Linked DNA regions of Homo sapiens: region 1 is linked to region 2. Evidence: chromatin loops called from intact Hi-C (ENCODE). Cell type or tissue: ovary. All regions are shown on one strand. Each heading gives the region's core, and the rest is flanking DNA. Links, peaks and the distances in the headings are about the cores only.

Region 1 (5,381 bases), core at 107-5,106, 70 kb after region 2:
ATGCAATGAGATCCTTTGTGAACTTCCTGTGTTTCCCCAGTGGGTCTGTCATGCCATGGAGTGAAGGCACGTGGTCAAAACCGGGAAACGGACCCTGGTATGATCCATGGGCCTAATCTCTGGTGGTTGTTGAAATCAGCAACCACAGTGAATGTGATTTTCAAACAATAAGAAAAAAAATCCTCATTTCCCTCACTGCCTACAGAACATGTGTGAAGGCCAAGCCTGATTGAAGGCCCTGAGCTCCTGGGGGCCTGAGCTCCTGGGGGCCCTGAGCTCCTGGAGGCCCTGAGCTCCTGAAGGCCCTGAGCTCCTGGGGGCCCTGAGCTCCTGGGGGCCTGCTGGGCTTGCAGTGGGGAAACGGTGGACAGGACAGCAGGATCCCATCCGTGCTGTGGGGAGCTGGACTTGCTTCTGTGACCCTCAGCTTCCTCATCTGTAGCGTGGGCACCATGGTGGTGCCCTCGTGGGCTGTGGGAGACTTTGCTCTGCCTTCCGAGGCTCCTGTGGGCAGAGCAGCGCTTCCACCCTGTGCTGGCCCAGGGCCCTCTTCTCTCGGGCTCCTCCCTGTACTGAGAGCTCTTCCAATGCCCAGCTGAGCTGAGGTTCTTGGAGGTGACTGTCGAATTCATGGACAACAGAATAAGAGGGTGCCCATGGATGTGGGCACTCGGGTCTTACTGTGCTGGCCTTGGGCCGTCCTTGAGCTCCACCCATCCCCATCCCCTGTCATGGGCAGTGGGAAAAGGCAGGGAAAAGTTTTGCTAAAGGCAATGATGTGTTTGAGGGTGGCAGAGGAACTGTCGGGGGTGAAAAGCACTCATTGCTTCATGAAGGGTCCATCTCCTTGTTAAGGGAACATTACTTACCTCTCTGCATTTTTGGAGGTATGACGTCATATACCTGCCTAACATCACAGCTGGGCCATATGCATAGATCATTGATCTTTAAATGCCCAAGGGCCAGACTTTCCTGGGTTGGCAGCAACAGCAGGAAGGTGGGGCCCACCGTGGAGTTGGAGCCACCCAGAGTCCCCACGCAGGACAGACTCTAGACTGCACATCACAATGACGTGTGAGTGCCAACGGTCAGCGCCAGCCATCGTTCTGGGGGCATTTCTGTCCCTCTTTTTTTTATATATATATTTTTATTATTATACTTTAAGTTTTAGGGTACATGTGCACAACGTGCAGGTTAGTTACATATGTATACATGTGCCATGTTGGTGTGCTGCACCCTTCTGTCCCTCTTTACGCTTCTGCTGCTCCTACAGAGGCAGGCACTTGGCCCCTCCCTCACCTGGGGAGCTTCTGCTCGGTTCCCCGGCTCACTGGCCCCTGGGGGAGGAGGGACTATTCTCGGCATGACCCGCAGGCATCTGAAATCGGGCTGGGCTGGGTTCTGGTCACCTTGCAGTCCGAGCTCCCAGGCCAGCCTGCATGCTTGGGCTTCCTCATTTCTTGGGGCTGGATGCATCGAGTACCTGGCTGCCCGGCTCCTTCTCTTTCCTTCCTCTCTCCACATGGGAGAGATGTGCCCCATGGCCAGCATCTCCCCGTTTGTCTTTTCTCCTCTGTGCCAAGTTCTCTACCTAAAACTAAGTGGGAAAGACAGGTTGGGTCTGATCGCTGGGCTTGGCTCCTTTTCATCAAGTAGGGGAGAGGTTAGGCTCTTTGGGAGTCAAAGCCTCGAGCCTGGGATGGAATCACAGTTTCTAAAAAAGCCTTGGGCAGTGGGTGGGCAGCTTGGCTTCTGCCCCATGCTAACAAACCTGTCCCTTTTAGCTGTTGTTTAAAGGTTCTTCTGTGTGTGGCCAGCTCCTGTGCAGTGGGCAGGGAACTCCAGAGAGGAGGAGCTGCACAGGGCCCTGCCAGTGATGTGGGGGCTGGGGGGGGTCTCATGAGGGAGCCCAGCTGCCGGTCTTGACCTTGTAGGCTGGGCAGCGTCCTGCCCCGCTGCGTGTCTGGCCTTGTCTTCCTTTGCTGGATGCAGATCCGCCCCCCGCATCCTTCTCGGTTTGCACTCAGTTCTCAGAGGCCCCTGGGCTGTCTCTGACACTGTCTCCTCCTCCGCGGGGGCAGTGCCACACCTCTGGGGTACAGTGTCACACTTCTGGGGGACAGTGCCACACCTCTGGGGGACAGTGTCACTTATACCTCTGGGGGGACAGCGTGACACCTCCAGGGGACAATGTCACACCTCCGGGGGACAGTGCTTCTTATGTCCCCACTCCTTTCCTGCACTATGTCTGCTGAGACAAGCCCCAGAATGGGCTGTGTCCTCGGAGTCCTCCGAGTGGAGATTGTTTTCTAACTCCCGGGGCTGGGGGTTCCTGCCTCCTGGCCTCGGTAAGTCCGCTCTGTTGTTTCTTTTGGCTCCTGCTCTTCCCATGGGAACTTCTCTGCCATCTGAAACCCCTTTCTTGAACTCCTGCTGAGACCCTTCCTCATCACAGCACTGTCCTCCGCCTGGAATCTCACCTGTGCTATCGGTCAGGCAAGCCACCAGCGGCATGAGGGCAGGGAAGGGCCAGTTGTACTTGCCACTGTTCCCCCAGGGTTCGCACCGTGCCCAGCATACAGTGAATTCTTATGGACTCACACCGAGCGGGGTGCTTGGGCACCTTCCTTTTAAGACTGTGACCTTCTCCAGGGAATGGGCTGTGATTCTCTCACACTGTACCTGGCATGTAAACAGTGTCTATGCTTTTATTTTGGTTGAATCAATGCATGAAAGAATGACACAGATCATCCCAGTTCCCTTTTATATCCTGCCAGGACTGCCCCGCTGGGATTTCCCATTCATTCCTTTATTCATCCATGAATGTCTAGGAAGCTTCTGATATATATCAGGCAGGGAACTGGGAGCGTGCACAGTGAGCAGGGCTGCCTGATGGCCGGGTGGCTTCAGTTATGCAGGCTGTGGCTTTTGGAGAAGTTTCACCAGCGTCCTTCTTGGCTCGCTGTGGCTAATAAAATGCACATAACAATCTCGGAAGAGCCCGACGTCTCCCCCCATGTGCTCCGTTTTAATCGAGTCAGTCTTCCAGTGCGTGCTTTAATACTGTTAGAAGCAAATCAAAATTAATGAGATTACCTCCTTTGAAATGTTATATATAATTAACCTCAAATTAAGGACAATATGCATTTGAATTTGCCAATCAGTAACACCTTGTGATTGCCGAAATACACAGTGGCAAATAAGAGATATTGACACTAACCTGCCCGTTGAAGTTGCATGTAAGTATCTCAAGGGAAATGGCTTTGAAGGTCCCCTGGTTGAGCCCCCAGCCAAGGGCAGGAAGAGAGTAGAGAAGTGTCCAGGCAAGGACGTGCCCCAGAGCCCCTTCATGGGGCACCCAGTTCTGAGTTTGGTCCAGGACTGCCAAGCACCTCCTCCATTCCCAGAACATCCCCACTTCCCAGCTGCAGAGGCCAGAAGCTCAGCTGGGCATTGACAGCCATGTGGGCTGGCACCTTCCCATGCATCCCCTGAGGCTCCTTCAACTCAGACCAAAGGCCATGTAGCCTGAGTGGCTTGTGAAACCCCTGGTGTTTATGCTTCTCATTGGAAGCGGGTAGAACAACTTTCTAAAACCACATTGACAGGTTGTAAGTTCGCATCAGCTTCCTGCCTGGCAAAGCCATGGAACTCTGGAACAGTGGTCAGCCGGCAGCATGGATGGGGATAAAGGGTGATCATGATGACAAAGCCTCCCCGGGTTTCATTAGCGAGGGAGGTTTTATAATCTCTCCAAAGTCACATTACTCAATTCTTACAGGAGCCTTCTAAGGCTTGTAAGATTATTTAGTCTTTATTTTATAATTGAGGAAACTGAGGCCCAGAGAGTTGAGGTGCTTTTCCCAGGGCTACGTCATTATGAAGGAGCAGCGCCCAGATGCTCCACTAAGGGAAATGACCCAAGGGCCTCCTGACCCCCACCCCCCTGGAGAAGACCCAAATGCGGCTTTCTCCAAACAGATTCGGCTCTGCGGGATGCACCGCCCTGGCCCACAAGCATCTCCGCCTATTGTTTTGCTCTTCCGTGCAATTGCTTGAATGCCTCGCCGGCTTGTTTCAGCTTATTTGACTGAAAACCATCCACTGCACAAAAGCTGGGAGTTCCCAGAGAAGCCTCCATCTCTGTCACCCTCACTGCCCTCACTGTGACCTGGAGAGGGCACAGGTCGTGCCTCCTCCGCATCCCTCACCCATGAGCCCACTTCTGCCCTTGTGTTTTCTCACCTGGGCAGTGTGCCAGCCCAGTAACAATGCATCCTGGCAATGACAGACTGTATGCGTGTCACGGAGCCTCAGTGCAGTGGGTTGAATAGTGTCCCCCAAATTCGGGTCCACCCAAAACCTGGAATGTGATGTTAGAGGGACACAAGGTGCTTGTAGATGTAATTGAGGTCAGGGTCTAGATGCGGTCATCCTGGAGTACAATGAGCTCTCAAACCAAAGAGAGTGTTCTTATTTTCTTATTTCCTTTTTTTTTGAGATAAGGTCTTGCTCTGTCACCCAAGCTGGAGTGCAGTGGTGCAATTATGGCTCACTGCAGCCTTGAACTCCTGGACTCAAGCGGTCCTCCCACTTCAGCCTGGCCTCAAACTCCTGGGTTCAAGTAATCCTCCCTTTTGCCTTGGCCTCCCAAAGTGCTCGGATTATAGGCATGAGCCACCATGCCCAGCCTAGAGTGTTCTTACGAAAGCCAGACGTCATAGGATGATGGAGGCAGAGATTAGAGTGAGGCTGCCATAAGCCAAGGCACACTCGGAACCTCTAGAAGCGAAAGGGCAAGGAATGGGTCCTCCCTGGAGGCTCCAGATGGTGAAGCCTCTGCAGGCACCGTGGCTTCAGCCTTCTGGCCTCTAGAACAGTGAGATAATGCGTCTCTGTTGTTTTACACCACCCAGTTGGTGGTCATTGGTATGGCAGCCCCAGGAAACTGATCCACTTGGTATGTTGTTTGCAAGTGCCATTGCATGGAGTTTGTAAGATGCCTGCCAGGCAGCCATCCATTCCATCTCAAGAGAACCGTGGCAGTAGACCAGCAACCCCAATCAGCACAGAAGTGTTCCCTGGTCTCCCCTAGCAGAGTCGGCTGTGTGGGCTCCCACCCCATGCTCACCTCCTGCTCTGGCTCCTACTATACTGTGAGATGTTCATGTCTTTATTGTGCTTGCCCCCCACTCTGTACGTCAGCTCCCGGAAGGCCTCCGTCTCTGCAGTGTTTTATCCCCAAAGCTCAGCCGAGTTCCTCATACACAATATTGAAGACCCGGCTTGTCCTGAAGAAGCAGACAGACTTAGTGCATTGGGAACAAGCCACGTGACTATCCGACTATGTGGATATCTAGCCCCCACTGATTTGCACAAAA
Region 2 (5,381 bases), core at 61-5,060:
TTGTCAAATGCTTTTTATGTGTCAAGATGATCGTATGGGTTTTGCTTGCTATCTTTTATTCTGTTGACATCTTGTGTTACATTAATTGATTTTCTGAAATTCCTGGGAAAAAAATCCTACTTGGTCATGATCTCTATTCCTCTTTATCTATTGCTGAGTTTGGTTTCCTGATATTTTGTTAAGATTTCTGTGTCTGTATTTACAAGCTACATTAGTCTCGTTTTTTTTCTTTTTATGTCTTTCTCTGGTTTTGAAGTCAGGGTAATACTGGCCTAATAGAAGGCATTAGACTGTATTCCTTCCTCTTGCATTTTCTGAAAGAGTTTGTGATGCATTGGTATTACTTCTTTAAATTTTTTGGTAGAATTCACAGAGAAGTCATCTGTGCCTAGGCTTTTCTTTGTATTTTTTAATGCTAATTCTATTATTTTACTTTCTATAAGTATATTCATATTTTCTATTTCTTGTGAGTCAGTTTCAACAGTTTGTTTTTTTAGACATTCGTCCATTTCATCTAAGTCATCAAATTTGTTAGCACACACTTGTTCATGGTATTCCCCAATAATCCCCCTTTTTCCCATAAGGTCAACAGCAATGTTCTTTTATTCCTGATTTCAGAAACTTGAGCCTTCTCTATACTTTCTTGCTCACTAATTTTTGTTGATTTTGTTAATCTTCTTAAAAGAATCCATTTTATTTAATTGAATTTTTAAGTCCTTGGTTTGAAATGTGTCTTCTTTTTTAATATATGAGTATACAGCTATAAAGTTCCCTCTGAGCACTGCATTATCTGCATCACAGAAGTTTTGGTACATTTGTATCTTTATTTGTATCTACCACAGAGCTTTTCAAATTTAACTGTAATTTCTTCTTGACACATCAGTTACTTAGAAGTGTGTTATTTACAAATATGTAGATGTTAAATTTTCAAAATTTCTTGCTGTTATTGATTTCTAATTCCATTCTATTCCAATTGGAGATACTTTGTATAATTTCAGTTCCTTAACGTTTATGGAAGCTTGTTTTATGGCCTAGCATATGATCAGAGAATTTTCCAGATGCTCTTGAAAAGAATGTGTATTTCACTGCTGTTGGGTGGAGTGGTTTGTACATGTCTCTTAGATATCGTTGGTTCATAATTAAAACCTCCCCACAACAAATATTCCAGGCTCATATGGCTTCACTGGTGAATTCTACCAAACATTCTAAGAAGAATTAATGCCAATCCTTCATAAACTCTTTCAAAATATAGAAGAACAGGGACTACATCTCAACTTACCCTATGTGGCTAGTGCTATCCTGATACCAAAACGATACATTACAAGAAAAGAAAACTAAAAAACCAGTTAGCCTTATGACTATAAATGCAGAAATTCTCAACACAATGCTAGCAAATTAATCCAGCACCATGTGAAAAAAAACATATATACGGACAACAAGATCAAGTAAGATTATCCCAGGAATGCAAGGTTGATTTAATATCTGAAAATCAATCACTGTTAACACACCATATTAAAAAAAGATAAACAGAGTCACAATATTATCTCAATAGATACACACACACACAAAAAGCATTTGCTCTCATCAATTCTATTTCACATGGTAGAAGAAATACTACATACCTAATTAGGCCAGAAAAAGAAATAAAAGTCATCCAAATCGGAAAAGAAAGAGTAAAACTATATATATATATATGAACAGATGACACAATTTGAATGAAGAAAACTCTAAGGAATCCACCATAAAACTATTAAAACTAATAAACCAGCTCAGCAAGATTGCAGGATGCAAGATCAATACATAAAATTAAGTGCATTTCTATACATTTGTAATGAATAATCCAAAAATAAAATTAAGAAAGCAATCTATTTTCAATAGTAGCAAAAAGAATAAAATAGGAACAAATTTAACCAAAGTGTAAGACTTCCACACTGAAAACTATAAAACATCAATGACATAAGTTAAAGCAAACCTAAATAACTGGAAAGACATCGTGATTGAGACAATATTGTTAAGATAGTCATACTCTTCAAATTGATCTAATGGCTCAACACAATCCCCATAAAAATCCTAGCTAGCATTTTTGCAGAAATTTAAAAGCTGAACTTAAAATTCATATGTAAATTCAAGGAACCCATAATAGCCAAAATAATCTTGAAAAAGCAACAAAGTTGGAGGTCTCACACTTTCCAATTTTAAAAATTAACTGCAAAGCACAGTAATCAAGACAGTGTGATACTGACATAAACATGAATGTGTAGGTCAAAGGAATAGAATTGAAAGTCCAGACATAAGCACTCAGATTTGTGGTCAATTGATTACCGAAAACAATCCCAAGAAAAATCAATGGGGAAAATAAGATTTTCAACAAATGGTACTGAGAGACTTGACATCTACATGCAAAAGAATGTTAGACTCCTACTGCACACCAAAATCAACTGAAAATGTATCAAAGACCTAGGTGTAAAAGCTAAAACCATAAAACTCTTAGAAGAAAGCATAGAATTAAATCGTTGTGATCTTGGTTATTTAATAGTTTTTTAAATATTACATCAAGATCACAAGTAACAAAAGGAAAAGTTAGATACATTTTATCAAATTTTAAAACTTTTTACTTCAAACAATACCATTAAGAAAGTGAAAAGACAACCTATCAGATATTTGCTAACCATGTATCTAATAAGGGACTTGTTCTAAAATACATAGAAAACACTTAGAACTTAATAAAAACATAACTCAATTTTTAAAACGATAAAGGGATTTCAATCAACAGTTCTCTCAAGAATACACAGAAATGGCCCATTAGTAGAATAACAGATGCTCAACGTTACTATATTGGGAAAACAGTCTGGTGGTTCTTCAAACGGTTAAACATACAACCCAGCAATATTACATCTAGGTACACACGCAAGAAAAATGAAAACATATCTTCCCACAAAACTTGCACAAAAACTTGTACATATGGCCCAGCAATATCACATCTAGATATATACACAAGAGAAATGAAAACATATATTCCCACAAAAACTTGTACAAAATTTTTAACAGCATTATTTACAATAGTCAAAAAAAGCCTGGAGGCCGGCGCAGTGGCTCACGCCTGTAATCCCAGCACTTTGGAAGGCTGAGGCAGGTGGAGCACAAGGTCAGAAGATCCAGACCATCCCGGCTAACACGGTGAAACCCCGTCTGTACTAAAAATTAAAAAAAAAAAAAAAAAATAGCGCAGCATGGCCAGGTGCGGTGGCTCACGCCTGTAATCCCAGCACTTTGGGAGGCTGAGGCAGGCGGATCAAGAGGTCAGGAGATCGAGATCATCCTGGCTAACATGGTGAAACCCTGTCTCTACTAAAAACACAAAAAATTAGCTGGGCGTGGTGGCAGGCACCTGTAGTCCCAGCTACTCGGGAGGCTGAGGCAGGAGAATGGCATGAACCTGGGAGGCGGAGCTTGCGGTGAGCCGAGATCGCGCCACTGCACTCCAGCCTGGGAGACAGAGCGAGACTCCGTCTCAAATAATAATTAAAAAAAAAAATTTGGAAGCAATCCAAATGTCCAAATGGGGATAAATTTTGGCATGCAATGAAATACTACTTGGCAATAAAAAGGAAGGATGTACTGATGCATGCTACAATGTTGATGAACCTTGAAAACATTATGCTAAATGCAAGAGGCAAGTCACACGAGACCATATATTGTATGAGTCCATTTACATGAAATTTCCAGAATAGGTAAATCTACAGACACAGAGAGTACATTAGTGATTGCTGGGGATGAGGGGAAGTTAGGGAGAATGGGAATTGACTACAAATGGATATGAATTCCTTTCAGTAGGGACTAAAATGTTAAAAAAAAAAAAAAAGCACAGATTATTGTATGATTGTACAAAGCTAAATACACTAAAAAGTATTGAATTTTACACATTAAATGAGTAAATTCTATCATGTGTGAATGATATCGGCTATGAATGGGGTATTTATGTTTCCCTAAAATCCATATATAGAAGCCTAAATCCCCAATGTGGTATTTGGAAATGGGACCTTTGGGAGGTAATTAGGTCATAGGTGTGGAGGCTTCATGAATGGGATTGGTGCCCTTATAAGGAGACAAAGAGACAGAAGTTCCCTCTCTTCAATCTTATGAAGATACAAGAAGACGGCTGTCTGCAAACCAAGAAAGGGGCTGTCACCATACACTGAATCTGCCAGCACCTTGACCTTGGCCTCCTGGCCTCCAGAAACTTTGAGCAATCAATGTTTGTTATTAAGCCACTCAGTCTATGGCATTTTGTTATAGCAGCCAAAAACTAAGACAATATCTTTCATGAACATGTTTCAAAAGAGAGATAGCAAGATTTGGGATAATTATAGTAAAATAACATAATACTATTGCTGTAGGAAAAAAAAATGGGTTCTTGTCACACAACCAGGAAAGATTAGGCTGATGGACACATGGAAGGATAAGGAGTAGGATTTATTGGGCAAAAAGGAAAAAATTCTCAGCAAATCGAGAGGAGTTTCTGTTAACAGGCCTCCATTTCACAGACTGAATCCCAGGTTACCACACACGAACAGAAAAGGCCAGGCTCCTGCCCACTGCAAGTGGCACCAAATTCCTGAGGTCCCACCCCGTCCTCCCAGTGTGCAGGTCCGCATTATTCTGACAGAATCAGTCAGGGCCGGGCACGGTGGCTCACGCCTGTAATCCCAGCACTTTTGGAGGCTGAGGTGGGCGAATCACTTGAGGTCAGGAGTTCAAGACCAGCCTGGCCAACATAGTGAAACGCTGTCCCTACCAAAAATACAAAAATTAGCCAGGCATTGTGGCACACACCTGTAATCCTAGCTACTCAGGAGGGTGAGGCAGGAGAATTGCTTGAACCCAGGAGGTGGAGGTTGCAGTAAGCCAAGATTGCACTACTGCACTCCAGCCTGGGCAACAGACAGGAAAAAAAAAAAAAAAAAAGGATCAGTCAGGAAAGGGTGGGCTTCATCCAGGACTGGCTGTCTGGTTTTTTAAACTTCAGGCTATTTTAGGTTTGAAGGCAGGGTTTCGCAGGGGACCCTTGGCTACCTCCTGTCTCTATCACTAATAGTAGATAATATTTATCAAAGGGTTGCTAAGTCTCACCAGCAGTGCAAGATTAGAGATAACCAGGTCTACGCACATGTGTGTCCTTCCACAAAGTCAGTCAATATTGCAAACCATAGATAATAGTATACTTAATACATAAATGTTATAGATTAAACATTCCACAAACAGACAAAAAGTAACATTCAACATCAAGAGAATAGAGATAGGAGAAAGGTTTAACAAACCAGTCCAGGGAGAGCAACGAAGCCAAAAAGAATCTCCTGGTCTGGGCCAGGCAGTCCTTTGGT

The links. Hi-C counts contacts between places; a loop is a spot of excess contacts. Peaks named below come from ENCODE experiments on the same cell type or tissue, not always from the same donor. Only the 100,000 strongest peaks of a DNase experiment are listed, where the experiment ranks them.
Region 1: a loop joins it to region 2, with 14 times the contacts of the local background. A loop is called at or near these places in 1 of 110 quality-filtered maps.

The regions. Positions count from the first base shown.
Region 1 is chr22:47,548,770-47,554,150 of GRCh38, forward strand. No RefSeq gene overlaps it. Among named protein-coding and RNA genes, the nearest start is that of LINC01644, 64 kb to the left of the region's middle. RefSeq lists an enhancer at 856-1,680. In ovary, for the core only: no CTCF peak of the experiment used is centred there; DNase peaks (open chromatin) are centred at 1,452 and 2,522.
Region 2 is chr22:47,479,015-47,484,395 of GRCh38, forward strand. The region is part of intron 1 of LINC01644 (long intergenic non-protein coding RNA 1644); the gene reads right to left. Among named protein-coding and RNA genes, the nearest start is that of LINC01644, 5.4 kb to the right of the region's middle. In ovary, for the core only: no CTCF peak of the experiment used is centred there; no DNase peak of the experiment used is centred there.